Linked DNA regions of Homo sapiens: region 2 is linked to region 1. Evidence: chromatin contacts called from ENCODE Hi-C or POLR2A ChIA-PET data. All regions are on one chromosome and are shown on one strand. Each heading gives the region's core, a stretch centred on a gene start or an enhancer-like site at or near the end of the contact. The rest is flanking DNA. Distances are from core to core; before and after follow the strand shown. Region 1 has its middle 29 kb from the start of BCORL1. Region 2 holds the start of ZNF280C (zinc finger protein 280C).

Evidence for each region. Hi-C counts contacts between places; a loop is a spot of excess contacts on that map. ChIA-PET counts read pairs that join two places held with the same protein, here RNA polymerase II (POLR2A). Pooled maps may share reads with other maps.
Region 2: a pooled map shows a loop between it and region 1 (6-fold over the local background). The contact joins the promoter of ZNF280C here to the enhancer-like site in region 1. A Hi-C loop is called at or near these places in 6 of 50 pooled maps. POLR2A ChIA-PET finds 5 or more read pairs at or near these places in 2 of 52 experiments (H1 and HEK293).

What each region holds. Positions count from the first base shown.
Region 1 is chrX:129,949,651-129,956,688 of GRCh38, reverse strand. No RefSeq gene overlaps it. Among named protein-coding and RNA genes, the nearest start is that of BCORL1, 29 kb to the left of the region's middle. RefSeq lists an enhancer at 3,111-3,841. Within about 2 kb of position 3,833, at least 6 of the 41 ENCODE cell types and tissues checked have a DNase peak (open chromatin) inside an H3K27ac peak, as active enhancers do.
Region 2 is chrX:130,264,554-130,271,591 of GRCh38, reverse strand. ZNF280C (zinc finger protein 280C) reads left to right here and starts at 2,693. Exons shown (of 19, transcript NM_017666.5): 1 at 2,693-2,830. RefSeq lists a silencer at 2,913-2,992.

The sequences.
Region 1 (7,038 bases), core at 2,584-5,083:
CTTCCTTTGGGGCCACACCCCTTGCGCGAAACCCCATCTCGCTTCCACTCCTTCCATCTCTCATTATTCCGTACTCTTCAGCTCTGCCACATGTTTGCGTTGTATCTTAAGGAAATTGGTCTTATGCCCTCGCATGGGGGTTGATGTTAGACATAGGACCAGGCGAGATGGGAGATAGAGCACACAGCACACTCGGGCCCACTTCAGAGATTACTGCCCCCATTCTGAAGATGAAAGAAACCGAGGCTGCCCAGAGAGCCCAATATTTTGCTGAGCTCACACAGGGAGTTAGGAATAGAGGTTTAAAACAGTTTGAGGCCAGGCGCGGTGGCTCACGCCTGTCATCACAACACTGGCAGGCGGAGGCGAGAGGATTGCTTGAGGCTAGGAGTTCGAGACTGCCCTGGCCAACATAGCAAGACCCTATCTAAAAAAAATGGTAACAAAACACAGCTTGGGAATGGGAGCAGGGTTGATGCTTAAGACTCAATTAAGCAACCGTGTCCCTCACCAAGTCTCTTCAGACCCCCACCCCACTAGCTGAGTGCTACTTTAGCAAGCCTCCATTATTCTCTCTGATGGCACACTGCCCTAGGGCTATTTGACTGTGTTTTCATCACCTGTGCTAGATTAGGAGTACCTCAATGATGGAGATAGGGTCTCAATATTTATCATCTCACCTCAGTGTCTACTAAAGTGCCCGGCACATAGAAGACAATAAATGTTTCTTTGTTGAATGATAGAAATTAGGAATCCAGACTTCCAGCCATTTTCTTTTCTCCTTCCTTCCTTCTTTCCTTCCTTCCTCCTCTCTTTCTTTCTTTCTTTTCCTTTTTTTCTTTCTTGTCTTTCCTTTCTTGTCTTTTTCTTTCTTTCTTTCCACAGGGTCTCTTGCTCTGTTGCTCAGGCTACAGTGCATTGGAGCGATCATGGCTTACTGCAGCCTTGACCTCCTGGGCTCAAGCGATCCCTCCACCTCAACCTCATAAGTAGCTGGGACCATAGGTGCGCGCCACCATGTCCAGCTAATTCTCAAAAACATGTTTTTTGTAGAGACAAGTTCTCTCTGTTGCCCAGGCTGGTCTCAAGCTCCTAGGCTCAAGTGATCCTCATGCCTCAGGTCTCCCAAAGTGCTGGGATTACAGGTGTGAGCCACCATGCCCGTTCATCCCTTTTTCAAGTCAAGTGCTGCCTTATCTACCCATCCACCTACACACCTGGCTTAGAAGCACCCCATTCAGGGCGAGGTCTTTCTATTGCCACCCATCCTTGGTGCTGGGCTTTGCACTTAAGAGGGGCTTTCAAAAATAGACACAAAGGGTGAGGGGCCATCTTTGGCTCGCCTGGCCAGGGACAGGATCAAGCTGCCCAGTTACAAATCTGTTATGTATATTCTGTGCCCTGGTGCCCTTCTTCCAAATCAAAATATAGCAGGCAGTGCAAACATTTATGCAAATGAGCCAGGAGCCCTCCTGCTTTCAAAAATAAATGATGGAGCCCGTATCAGTAGTTGCAGTGTGTCTTGGCAGTGTTTAGAAGGGGCCCTGTCCACCCCTTGCTAGTTCTCTTGGGAAGCCCAGCACAGTGAGAAGCAGTGTATCTTACCCCCCTCATTTCCCCCTCCCCTCCAATACTACAAACAGCCACAAACCACATGGCCCACAAGCAACTGAGATTTGTGGCCTTTGGAACCTCCCAGGGCAGGGGTCAGTCAGCAGGTCAAAGCGGGTGTAGGCATCACACAGTCCAGAGTCATTACTCTAATGCCCTCTGGGAGAGTTTCAAATCAATGGGCCTATTTGTCCTCCCTCCAGGGAGGACTGGGGGTAGGGCAGCGGGGGTCCATTATCAAGCCCATCCCCACAACACTGCCTCCAAGAAGCTCACCCTTAGCCTGGCATCCTGAAAACCTCACTGCTACCCAGAAGACAGAAACCGGAAGTGGGATGATGTCTGTGGGGATGGGCAGATAGGATGTCTCCTTTGCATTCTAGGTTAGGAATCTAGGAGTCTGGACTTTTATGTGGGAGTCTCTGTGGCATTTACAAAGCCAGCAGGGTGACTTTGGGCGCCTGTTGACCTCTCTACATTTTGGCAAATAGCCAGTTTCCAGCAAGACCATGCCCTGACCCAGTTGTCTCTGTTGCTTCTGGGAGAGTTTTAGAATCACTCTTTGTGGGAAAGAGGTTGGGTAGTATAGTGATTAGAGAGCTGGACTTGGGCATTGGCCAGACCTGGATTCCAAACCCAGCTCTGCCACTAACCAGCTGTGTGACCTCTTCAAGTTACCTTCTCTGAACCATAGTTGCCTTATCTGTTGAACGGGGATAATAATAGTACCTACCATATAAGACTGTTATTGGGATTAGTGTGCTATGTACTTGGCAGTTTGTGAGGGTTCAATAAATAGTAGTTGTGGTGGCCATTCTTACTAGGTTTGGTTGCAGGCAAGTGCTATTCTGCTGGTCCCTGTCAAGCCTGAGGCCCTTCTCGGCTCAAATCCCTCCCTAAGATACTGGAGAGATGGAATTCTTTCTGTCACCCCTCCCCTCCCAGCATTTGGGTCTTTTGTTCTGGGATTGGCCAGGGCTATGCCTAAAGTGCACCAAGTGTGGCTCTGGCCACAGGCATATCCCCTGAGGGGACTTAGCCTTGTTGACTAAAATGGTATTAAGTGGTCAGCGGGTGGCGAGGGGGAGACTCAGGGGAACAGTACCTCCGAAGACTCTAAAATGCATACACATGGTATCTAGGGCCAGGCTAGTGCCATGGCTCTAGACCCTAGCTAAGAGTGCATTTACAGAGGCTGCTTTGAGAATGTTTTGTGAATGTTTTGGCTGATTTACTGGATAACCTTCATCTTCAATGGCCTTGTTTAAATTTTACCACGGTATGGAATGGGAAGGAGCTCACTTTCCATTCCAACTTTTGGTGGCAGGAGTTGGTAGGATGGGAAGGGCAGCTCGCTAAGTGCTGGACAACATGGCCCAAAAACAATCTGGTTCAGCCAGAAGTTCACGAATACATAGGCCAGCTCTGCTTTTGCAGGGCACCTTCATCCCACTTTTGGATTCATCCTTACTGTTGAGTTTGAACTGCTAAAGGGAGAGAGACTGGGTCTCTCCTATCAGACCTGGAGCTCCCTGAGGTTGGAGATCTTGTCAACCCCACTGTACCGGGAACCTTCCGACGGCGGGGGCCGAGTCTCCTCCCTTTGGCTGGCCGTTCTCCAGCCTGGGAACCGAAAAAGCTGCCTCCGCCCCCGGAGCATGTCCCCCACCCATGCCCGGTGCATTCCTTGGTATTCGAAGCACCCGGAGGCTCAGCACCCGCGGCGGAGCGATTGGCGCCAGCGAGGCCCGGAAGGATGCTTCGGGGCCCGAACTCCCCAGACCTCCGGCTGGGCAGGGGAGGGGGAAGCTGCCGGCTGCCCGAGGAGGGAGGGGCCACGTGGTTGTGGGGAGCTGCAGAGGGGTGCCCCCGGGTCCGTCCAGGCCCTTTTGTCTGTCCCCTGCGCCGAAGCCCCCTCCCCAAAGTGGGCTGGCTGCCGGGGAGGAGGGAGGCCCCGGTGGGCGTGGGGGGGTGGTGCGGAGGGGAAGGGGAGAGTAAACGAGCACTATGGGGGCTGGGAGAGGCTGGAGGGGTGGAGGGCCAGAGGCTGCGCCAGAGAGAAGCGGCTGGAACTGCCCGAGAAGGCCAGGAGGAAAAAGCGGAGGAAGGAAACCCATCCTGCCCCCAACAAGCGAGTGTCTCCTGTTACCAACCGAAAGGTGCTGCCTCAGGAAGAGGTGATCGGAGCCGTTGAGAGCAAGCGGTCACGTGAGCCGAAGAGGCAGAGAGAGAGAGAGAGAGAGAGAGAGAGAGAGAGAGAGAGAGAGAGAGAGAGAGAGCGAGCGAGTGAGCGAGCGCGCAGAGAGGCAGCGCGAGAGAAAGCCGACGGACAGACCGACAGACAAAGAGCCCAAGAGGGAGGCCAGCGTGGACCGCGAGAGAAAGGAGAGCGGGAGGGAGGAGGGGAGGGCGGCCCGGCTCTCCTCTTCCCTTTCCTTATTTTCCCCAGTCTCAACTCTCTGGCCTCACACTTGGGGGACCCAGTGACCGAATGGGGGCCAGAGAGCCCGTCCTCCGGCAGAAGGAGCCCTTTATTCTCGCTATCTCACTCTGCCCAGGCAGCTAGTTTTGACGCTTCCCCACTCCTGAAACGACCAGTGGGGCTGTAATTGGGCCTGGTTAATACCCCTTTTTAGCTTGCAAAATACAAGCAATTCCCTGTTATCCACAGGGGGCTTCCCCAGGGCCTCTGGAATCTGGAATCTCCAGGACCCTACAGTCCCCCACTCCAAGCCTTCTGGGAGTTGGGGCCCTGGGTAGGCCCCATTCCACTCTGTCCGTTTCACTGGGCAACAACAAATGAGGCTGGCGGAGGAGTCCACTGTACTAGGTCCAAGAAGCTGCTGAGATGGGCCAAACGGCTGAGCTGCCTTCTGGAAGCTTTTACTCTAGAGGGAGAGGAGGTCACGGACAGACAGAAAAGGCTGACAGTGGAAGGGTCTGTGCCCTGTGCTAGCAAAATGCCAGAGGGAGTATGGAGAAAGGAGAAATGACAGGAACTAGAAGACTTCTTGGAGAAAGTAGGATTTGGGCAGGCCTTGAAGGCTGAGAGCTCTGGAACCCAAGGGCCGTAGGGGCAGGTGGAAGGATTATTCAGGGGAGAAAGACTGGAACAAAGGCTGGCCGCTTCTAACAGGAACCTGAACTGGTTCTTAATTATAAAGGTAAATCTGTTGTTTTAAAACAAACTGGGGGCTGGGTGCAGTGGCTCACGCCTGTAATCCCAACACTTTGGGAGGCCGAGGCGAGTGGATCACCTTAGGTCAGGAGTTCAAGACCAGCCTGGCAAAACTCCGATTCTACTAAAAATACAAAAATTAGCCAGGCGTGGTGACACACACCTGCAGTCCCAGTTAGTCGGGAGGCTGAGGCAGGAGAATTGCTTGAACCTGGGAGGCACAGGCTATAGTGAGCCAAGATCGCCCCAGCACTCCAGCCTGGGTGACAGAGCAAGACTCCATCTAAACAAGCAAACAAACAAAAAACCACCACCACCACCAACAACAACAAAAATTGGGGCCGGGTGCCGTCAGAAGTTTGAGACCAGCTTGGCCAATAGGGTGAAATTTCGTCTCTACTAAAAATAGAAAAATCAGCCGGGCATGGTGGCAGGTGCCTGTAATTCCAGCTACTCAGGAGGCTGAGGCAGGAGAATCGCTTGAACCTGGGAGGTGGAGGTTGCAGTGAGCCAAGATTGCGCCACTGCACTCCAGCCTGGGCGACATAGAGAGACTCTTCCTCAAAAATAAATACATTAATTAACTAAAATAAAACAAATTGGATTGTAAACATTACTATTTTTCTTTAATTGCAGGCCCTACTGCTGGCCCATCGTTGGTGGTGATTACTGGGAATTGGCTATGATTTTCCAAAGTGCTACCAGTCCCATGAAAACTTTCCTCAGCCTGCTTTTTCCATTGAGGAAACACGGGCCAGAAGGAAATGAAGTCAGTATCCTGTCCCCTGTCCCCCTGCCCCACAAGGATAGGAGGTAGCCACCCACTCTAAGTAAGTATGGTCCAGGGGCACTGAGAGGTTTGCCTTGGCATTGCCTTTCTCTCTTGTCACACATGTGGGCTCACAATTGGAATCACAGGTTGGAAAGCCCAGTCAGGGATTCCAACTCCAGATTCCAGGTCCCTATGAGCAGGTCAGGTGTTCTTTGGGCATCTTGATTCTTTCCTATTGGCATCTTAATCATGTGAATCACTTTATCTGTTATTCCTTTTTTTTTTTTTTTTTTTTTGAGACAGGTTCTCTTTGTCACCCAGGCTGGAGTGCAGTGGCACAAACACGGCTCACCGTAGCCTCCACTTCCCAGGCTCAGGTGATCCTCCCACGTCAGCTTCCTAAGTAGCTAGGACTACAGGTGCCCACCACCACACCTGGCTAATTTTTGTATTTTTTTGTAGAGATGGGGTTTGTTATGTTGCCCAGGCTGGTCTCGAACTCCTGGGCTCAAGCTATCCACCCGCCTCGGCCTCCCAAAGTGCTAGGATTATAGGCATCGTGAGCCACTTGCACCTGGTCATGTTATTCTTTTTAGTTTGCAAAATTCAGTCAACTCCCTGTTCGCCACAGGGGGCTTCCCAAGGGCCCTGGGAATCCAGCATCATCTCCCTGAGCTTAGACCACTGTCCACTCTGGCTACCACTGGGCTGCACTAGGAATTGGGGCCTGACAAACACAGGGGTATTTCAGTGGGGAGAAGGACATGGCTACAAGCCCACTGGGTGGCAGCCCAGAACGTGGGGTCCCAAAGGCTAGGGATATCACTTGAGAAATTGCTGGCTGGGAGCCCAGGGCAAGGGGACCAAAGTCTTGTAGGAAGGCTGTAGATCTAAGGGCACCCTTCTCAACGTTGTAGTGAAAAACTGTTCCCTCACCAAACACCTTGTGTATACAAGCCAGTAGCGTCATCACGATCAACCTTTTTGTGACTGTTACTCATTTATTCCTTCATTCAGTCCTTTATTCTATAAACATCTATTCAACATCACTGTGTGCCCCTCTGTGCTCAGGACTGGGGACAGAGTGCCTCCCCACCAGGGGCTCTGGGCTTTACTGAGAAAGAGATCACAAATTCTAAGGAGCAAGAGAGAATGCTTCCTTTTATTCTTAATCCAAGGATTAATTAGATGAGGAAAGGGACTGTTGGGAAAAGGCAAAAAGCAGATGCTCATTATCAAAAGTTTAGAAGACAGAGAGAAGAAAACAAATATTTATTTTATTGAGACAAGGTCTCACTCTGTTGCCAAGGCTGGAGTGCAGTGGTGCGATCTCAGCTCACTGCAACCTCCGCCTCCTGGGTTCATTCGATCCTCCCACCTCAGCCTCCTGAGTAGCTGGGACCACAGGTGGCTGCCACCACACCCAGCTGATTTTTGTATTCTTAGTAGAGACGGGGTTTCGCTTTGTTGCCCACGC
Region 2 (7,038 bases), core at 1,444-3,943, 320 kb before region 1:
TGTGATATCCAGAATAGGCAAATCCATAGATAAAAAACGTTAATTAATGATTGGTGAGAGGATACAAATAGGAGGAAATTAGGAGTGGCTACTAATAGGTTTGCAGGTTTTTTGGTGGGAGGTAATGAAAATGTTCTGGAATTAGATAGCAGTGATGGTTGCACAATACTGTAAATATATATAAGAAATCACTCTATTGTACACTTCAAAATGGTAGATTTTTTTCATGTAAATTTGTCTCAATTTTTAAAATTGTCAGAAAAACCTATACAGGAGTAAGCCCTCATTTACTGGAAGTGCTGAAAAATAAAAAAGAACGTACGGCCAGCCAGTCAAGAGAACCAATATAGAGTGGTTTTCTAGAAGCCTGGGGAAGAGTTTTAAGAACAGTTAAAAATCACCCAAACAATTTCCCATGTGTTAATTCCATTCTCACCAGACATCCTTTTAATTATTGTTATTATTTAGTTTCTCAAATTTTCATCTTGATAGAAAATTTGCTGACCAGAGTCTGCAAACAGTCAACTGACCAGAGCCCGCTGGTCTTCTTGGCTGTATTTTTCACGAAAAAAAGAATAAGTTAGATTGAAATTTGGGTGTATAAGTGTTTTCTGGTCATCCTGCTGAGGCAGTTTGACCATTCCTCCTCGTAATTTTAGGTTGGATGTGGACACTCGTGACACTAGATATGACAAGAGAATTTGAGAGAAATTTTATTACCCTGGGGACTAGTGGGGGTAAGTGAGGGAGGGCTGGGTGCTGCAAACAGGTCTGGGCTGGTTTCAGAGGCAGAGGAAGTTGGATGGGCCTTTATAGCATCTAGGAAGTGGGGCTGGTGAAAATGCCGCACAGGCTGTAGATTTGCAAGTTTTAAATTTCTCAACTGCACCAATTTTTGTTGCCAGTTTTAAATTTCCCACCAATGCCAAAGAAGGAGGCAGGCTGGAGAATCACAAGTTTTAAATTTCCCACTACAGCCAAAAGCAGAGTCATGCGGCTGTAGATTTGCTAGTTTTAAATTTCCTGCTGGCATCAAAGGAAAAGGTGCCCGGACTTTCTTATCACCCTGACCGGAAGCAGGGACCAACTATGCATGCTCCAAGATTTTGGGACTTTTCACTGTTTTATTTTGATTATTCTCTGTCTTTTCCTGTAAAGCTTATTTTCAGGGTCAGAAGCAAATAGCTGTATAAATAAGAAAGAAAAAACTAGCTCAAATAAAAAAAATGGTAGGATTCAGTGACAGGATTTACGTGTGTGTTATGTAAGCCACACGATATTTTCAGTCTGGGCAACTCTTAAGAGATGAATTGGGCCAGGCGTGGTGGCTCACGCTTGTAATCCCAGCACTTTGGGAGGCCGAGGCAGGCAGATCACCTGAGGTGGGGAGTTCGAGACCAGCCTGACCAACATGGAGAAACCCCGTCTCTACTAAAAATACAAAATTAGTCGGGTGTGGTGGCGCATGCCTGTAATCCCAGCTACTCGGGAGGCTGAGGCAGGAGAGTCACTTGAACCCGGGAAGCGGAGGTTGCGGTGAGCCAAGATCACGCCATTGGACTCCTGCCTGGGCAACAAGAGCGAAACTCCGTCTCAAAAAAGAAAAAGAGAGATGAACCAGTACTGCTATAAACCTTGTGGAGAAATTTGGGAGAAGAAACTTTTACAGTTCAAAGCACAATGTCTAGAAAATGTTTCTGTAAGCAGTATTTTGGCAAGTGTTTTTCTTGTAAATGTATTTACAAGTTCCAGTGATTCTCCCGCCTCAGCCTCCCAAGTAGCTGGGATTACAGGCATGTGCCACCACACCCTGCTAATTTTGTATTTTTAGTAAAGATGGGGTTTCACTATGTTGGTCAGGCTGACTGGGGTTCAGAGAAGGAGGAGGAGAAAGGCGAGGAGGAAAGGGAAGTGGTCTCAAACTCCTCACCCCAGGTGATCCACCCACCTCAGCCTCCCAAAGTGCTGGAATTAGAAGTGTGAGCCACCGCGGCCAGCCCACGGACGGACGGCTGGTACTTACATGTGCACAAGTGCAGCTACTTTACTTACCGTCGAAGGCAGCGGAGGAAGTGTAATTGACTAGCGTGGATGCAGCTTTTCTAAGCAAACGCTCGATTTAACCTGGAGTTGTCATCCCACAAAATACATTGTACCTGACTACAGAGAAACATGAATTCTGGGTCTTCCTTGTGTGTAAGAGTAAATGTATTTTTCCTTAGCATTTTTTGTACCTACTATAGGCATCCATATGGCAATTAGAAGTAACAGAGAGACAAGCAAAACCATATGTTTAAAACAAAAGGTAAAAATAACTAGTATTTTGAGACGTGTTTCAAGTACAGTATTTCCAGAAAACAATATATTTATATTTTTAACTCGTGTCTTTAGCCCTCACACACAAGGAAGACCCAGAATTCATGTTTCTCTGTAGTCAGGTACAATGTATTTTTTGGGATGACAACTCCAGGTTAAATCGAGCGTTTGCTTAGAAAAGCTGCATCCACGCTAGTCAATTACACTTCCTCCGCTGCCTTCGACGGTAAGTAAAGTAGCTGCACATGTGCACATGTAAGTACCAGCCGTCCGTCCGTGGGCGGTTAAAAGGCCCCGGATGTTCAGGGGGTGGAGTCGGCGTCTACCCATGAGGCAGCGCGTGCAGTTATATACTTCTGCCCCCGGCTGAGACGCCGGTTCCGCGCTGGAAGTCTCCGGGGGAGTCGCTGTTGCTGAGGCTGTCGCCTGAGGTTTTTCGCGCTCCTCCCTTTCCTCCTCCTCTTTCTCCTCCTCCTTATCCGAACCCCAGTCAGACCGATCTGCTCTGCTCTCGGTAAGCGGCCCCCGCCCCCGCCTGTGCCGCGCGGAAGGAGGCAGCAGCTCTCCCGCGCGGCCGAGGCAGCCTTCCCCAGAGGGCGGTTCTGAGGGCGGCTGGCTGAGGGTCTCTATGCCGGTGCGGATCGACGGGGGTGCGGGGGAGGGGACAGGCTTGGCGGCGTGGTAGCTGGTGGGCCACCATCTTGCGCCGGGCCCTGAAGGGGGAGGGTTTTCTGGAGGTAGAGCCTGGCGGCCCGCGGCGGGCAGTGGTTTCGCGGGCCGCGGCAGCTGCGGCAGCCTTCTCACCTCCTGAGTCCTGTCGGTCTGTTTCCAACCCGGTTTGGGCTTTTCATTCTGGAGGCAACTCCCTTTCGTCTTTTGTACGGTTGATACTGATGTTTGACGGAGACCCGCCCACCCTCAAGTCTCTTCAATCAAACGAAAAGAGACTTGAGGGGATTCCGAACTTTCAGGCATCAGAGACCCTGTGACCCCTTCTTTCTGCGCAGGTTCCCCCCACACAGGACCGGTCATTCCATGCCCACAACCTTGTTCTGGCCAAAGGGACTTCCCTTCTCTGTCACAGAAATCGTGCTCTATTCCGTTATTGTCTAGAGGATAAGAGCCCTGAGGAGAAACGTGGAGTTAAATACACTATATTCTAACTAGGAGGTTTGCAGGTTTTACTTAAAGAGATGGAAAAAATTATGCTGAGGTATACTCCTGCTCTAGAGATGGAGGGAGTTCCTTTCAACTTCTCTCAGGTTTTAATGCTTTTTTAAGGAGAAATTCGAGAGGAAATTGTCAAGTGAACCAGCTTCTGCAAGCACGGGAGACCTTCATCCAGGGGATTCTCTTTGTTTGGAAAGATTTGTTAGTTTTGTGGAGTTTTTTAAATCTGCGACCTTAAATTTTTTTTACTATTGTTTTCAGGTTTGGACTATGAGTTGTAATGTCTTTTAGTGCCCCTAAACATAAAATAGAAACCTAGAAGTAGAGTTTTAAACTGCAAAAGTCTCCTCTTAGTATTTGTGAGGTGTCCTGGTTTGGGGGTTACTGTGCAAACTTAATCTCCTTACGCAGAAACTTCACTGAGCCTACAAAGGCACTGATTTGCTTGTAAAATTAGGGCTGTGTACCTTTGATGTTTCTACAGCAGTACAGATTCCATTATAATCGTATCTTGCATTTGTATATTTCATTGGTAGCACCCCTTTTGAGATGGGCTGTAGGGTGTCGTTAGAACTGTTTGAAGATGAGGAAACAGCCTCAAGGACAGAACTTTACCGAGGTCATGTGCCTAGGAAGTGATGGAACCAATTCTTAAACCTAGGCTTTCTGACCCTCATCCAATGTTCAATTTGGTATATTATGTCTCACTTTTTGTGAGAGTGAGGTGGTCACGGAGAATAAGCAAGGAGGCTCACTTAAAAGTTTTAAGAAGTATTATTCAATTCCTTTTTCCTTTATATTTTTATTTTTAAGGCTTCATTTTTTTTCGACTTTTTCATACTTTAATATTATTTCTAAGCATGTTGAAGAGTTGAAGAATATCCTATTGAAAAAGTTCTTAGGTTGAATAACTCCAAATCTCAGCTACTTGGTTTTCAGTGAGTTTGTCTTAAGTAGTGATTCAAAAAGATTTGATTTCCTCAGTAATTTTTTTTTTTTTTTTTTGAGACGGAGTCTCGCAATGTCGCCCGGGCTGGAGTGCAGTGGCGCGATCTCAGCTCACTGCAACCTCTGCCTCCCGGGTTCAACCGATTCTGCTACCTCAGCCTCCTAAGCAGCTGGGGTTACAGGCCCTTGCCACCACGCCCGGCTAATTTTTGTAATTTTAGTAGAGATGGGGTTTCACTATGTTGGCCAGGCTGGTCTGGAACGCCTGACCTCGTGATCCACCCACCTCGGCCTCCCAAAGTGCTGGGATTACAGGAGTGAGCCTCCATGCCCAGCCTTCCTCAGTAATTTGAATCAAATATATACGTCTAGACTTTTTTTCCCAGTGCTCTGTACATTCAGAGAAACATCACTAGTAATGAACTGTAGAAATGACTCCTGAAAGTAGAGTATTCGTCTAGACTTTATTCATTTGCTGCAAAGTAGTTTTCTTTTAAGGAGTTTTTTTTTTCATTTTTTTGTTTCCTTTTTAACTTTTTATTGGCAAATGATAATTGTGCGTATTTATGGGGTACAATGTGATGTTTTGATATGTATACATTATTGAAAGAGGCTAACATAGCCATCACCTTACCAATTTATCATTTTGTTATGAGAATGTTAGAAATTATTTTAGCAATTTTGAAATATACAATACATTATTAGTATTAGCTGTGGTCACCTTGTAGTGCAATAGATAACTAAAACTTATTCCTCCCATCTAATTAAACTTCGTACTCTTGGATCAACATCTTTTCCCCATCTGTCCCACCCCTGAACTCCCAAGTCTCTGGTAACCATCTTTCTACTCTCTGTTTCTATGAGATAAAGTTGTTTAGATTCCACATGTGAGATCATACAGCATTTTTCCCCAGAGAATAAGAGAATCCAGCTGCTTTTTATTAAGATAAATATTAAAGACATTTGCAAAAATGTAAATCAATATTACTTTTCTCATTAAATTTGTTTTTTAAAAGTTATTCTCATTAAAAGTATTTTTATTAACTTGTAATGGGCTTATAAATATTTTAAATAAAAACATTTGAAATCTGTCTCAGTTTCAATTTCTAATATGGGAAATATCAACACATATTGTCCATATAAACATAAAGCTCATTGGGGTTCTCATTAAGTTTTAAGTGAAAAGAAATCCTGGGATAAAAGAGTTTGAGAACTACTGATGTGATGCAGTTTATTTATGATATGATTTTAATTGAGCTCTTCATGTGAACTAGATTTGTTTTCTTTAAGTGCTTGTATTCATCAACTTAACGGTATGACTTCAGGTAAGGAAGGAGAAGTTGAGAAAAATAGTGCAAAGTACTGTTGAGGAATATTTCACTTGCTTTATTTAATGTTCACAGTAGTGCTGCAAGGAAGGTATTACTGTTTTCGTTTTACAGATAGAAAAACTAAGGCTTACAGAGGTTGATTATACTTACAGATTTGGCAGCCAGGAAGTGGTAGACCAGAAATTCCCACTCAGGTTGTCAGCCCCTATGTCCAGTGTTCCCATCAATGCACTTACTTACATTTTCCCTGGTGGATAAGTTTTACTCGTATAAAAAGCAAATTGATTAATAATACATACTTCTTGAGGTTACTTTAGGAATTAGTGATTATAGAATATCTTATGAAACTTACATAAAATATTTACTATACAGATTGGCTTCAAAAGGCCAGTAATTGTACATTAGTCTTTTCCCCATATTATATCTTTTACATATGAATTATAATAAAAGCGTATGCCTATAAAGTCTATACCCTGAGTATAAAGTAAAACTTCTTTGTAGAAGTATATTTTATTATAGTGCCCCATCCCAAAGCTGACATAAAATGTTTTAAAATATAGGCAAACTTTGCAAAGTATTATGCTAGTGAGTTTTAAATCTTAGTGTAAACCAGCTATTTTCTACAAATAGATGAAGTATGAAAATTAACAGAGACAAAAGTTGAAAATGAATAAGGATAAAATAATAAAGTTATTAAATGTCTTCTCAAAATGTACCTGGACTTCATGTGTTCAGGCTTTCAGAAAAAAAGATAATTTGCATAGTATAAAAACTTGGACAAAGAAAATATGAAGAGCCTCTATTTTCTTTCTGAATTGTATGTAATTTGTTCCCAAAACCTACTTTGAAAGTTTGAATCGTTGAGATGCCAGTCAAATTGTCTAAGGAACCAAGATATAATCCAGTTTTCTTGGATTTGCGTACTATACCAATTCTTGTTATAAGAAAAACATTTCACAGACACCCCTGAACTTAAAATGTTTGAAACATTCTCAGAGTTCTTACACAACCATAAAACAAAGCAGTCAAGTGAAACTACAAAACCATTGCCATTTGAATCAGCTTTCATATATTGAATGAGTATTTTGCTGAGTCACTGCCTACCTACTTCTATTGAGTTTTTCATACCTACTGATATATACTATATATATAATATATTCCCTACTTATATATAAATAATAGCAAGGTTTTTTATTTGAACCCTTTCAGTACCTTCATTTCTATAGCTAACCATATGGTCATTGCCCTTCATTTAGTGCAAATGCGTCATTTA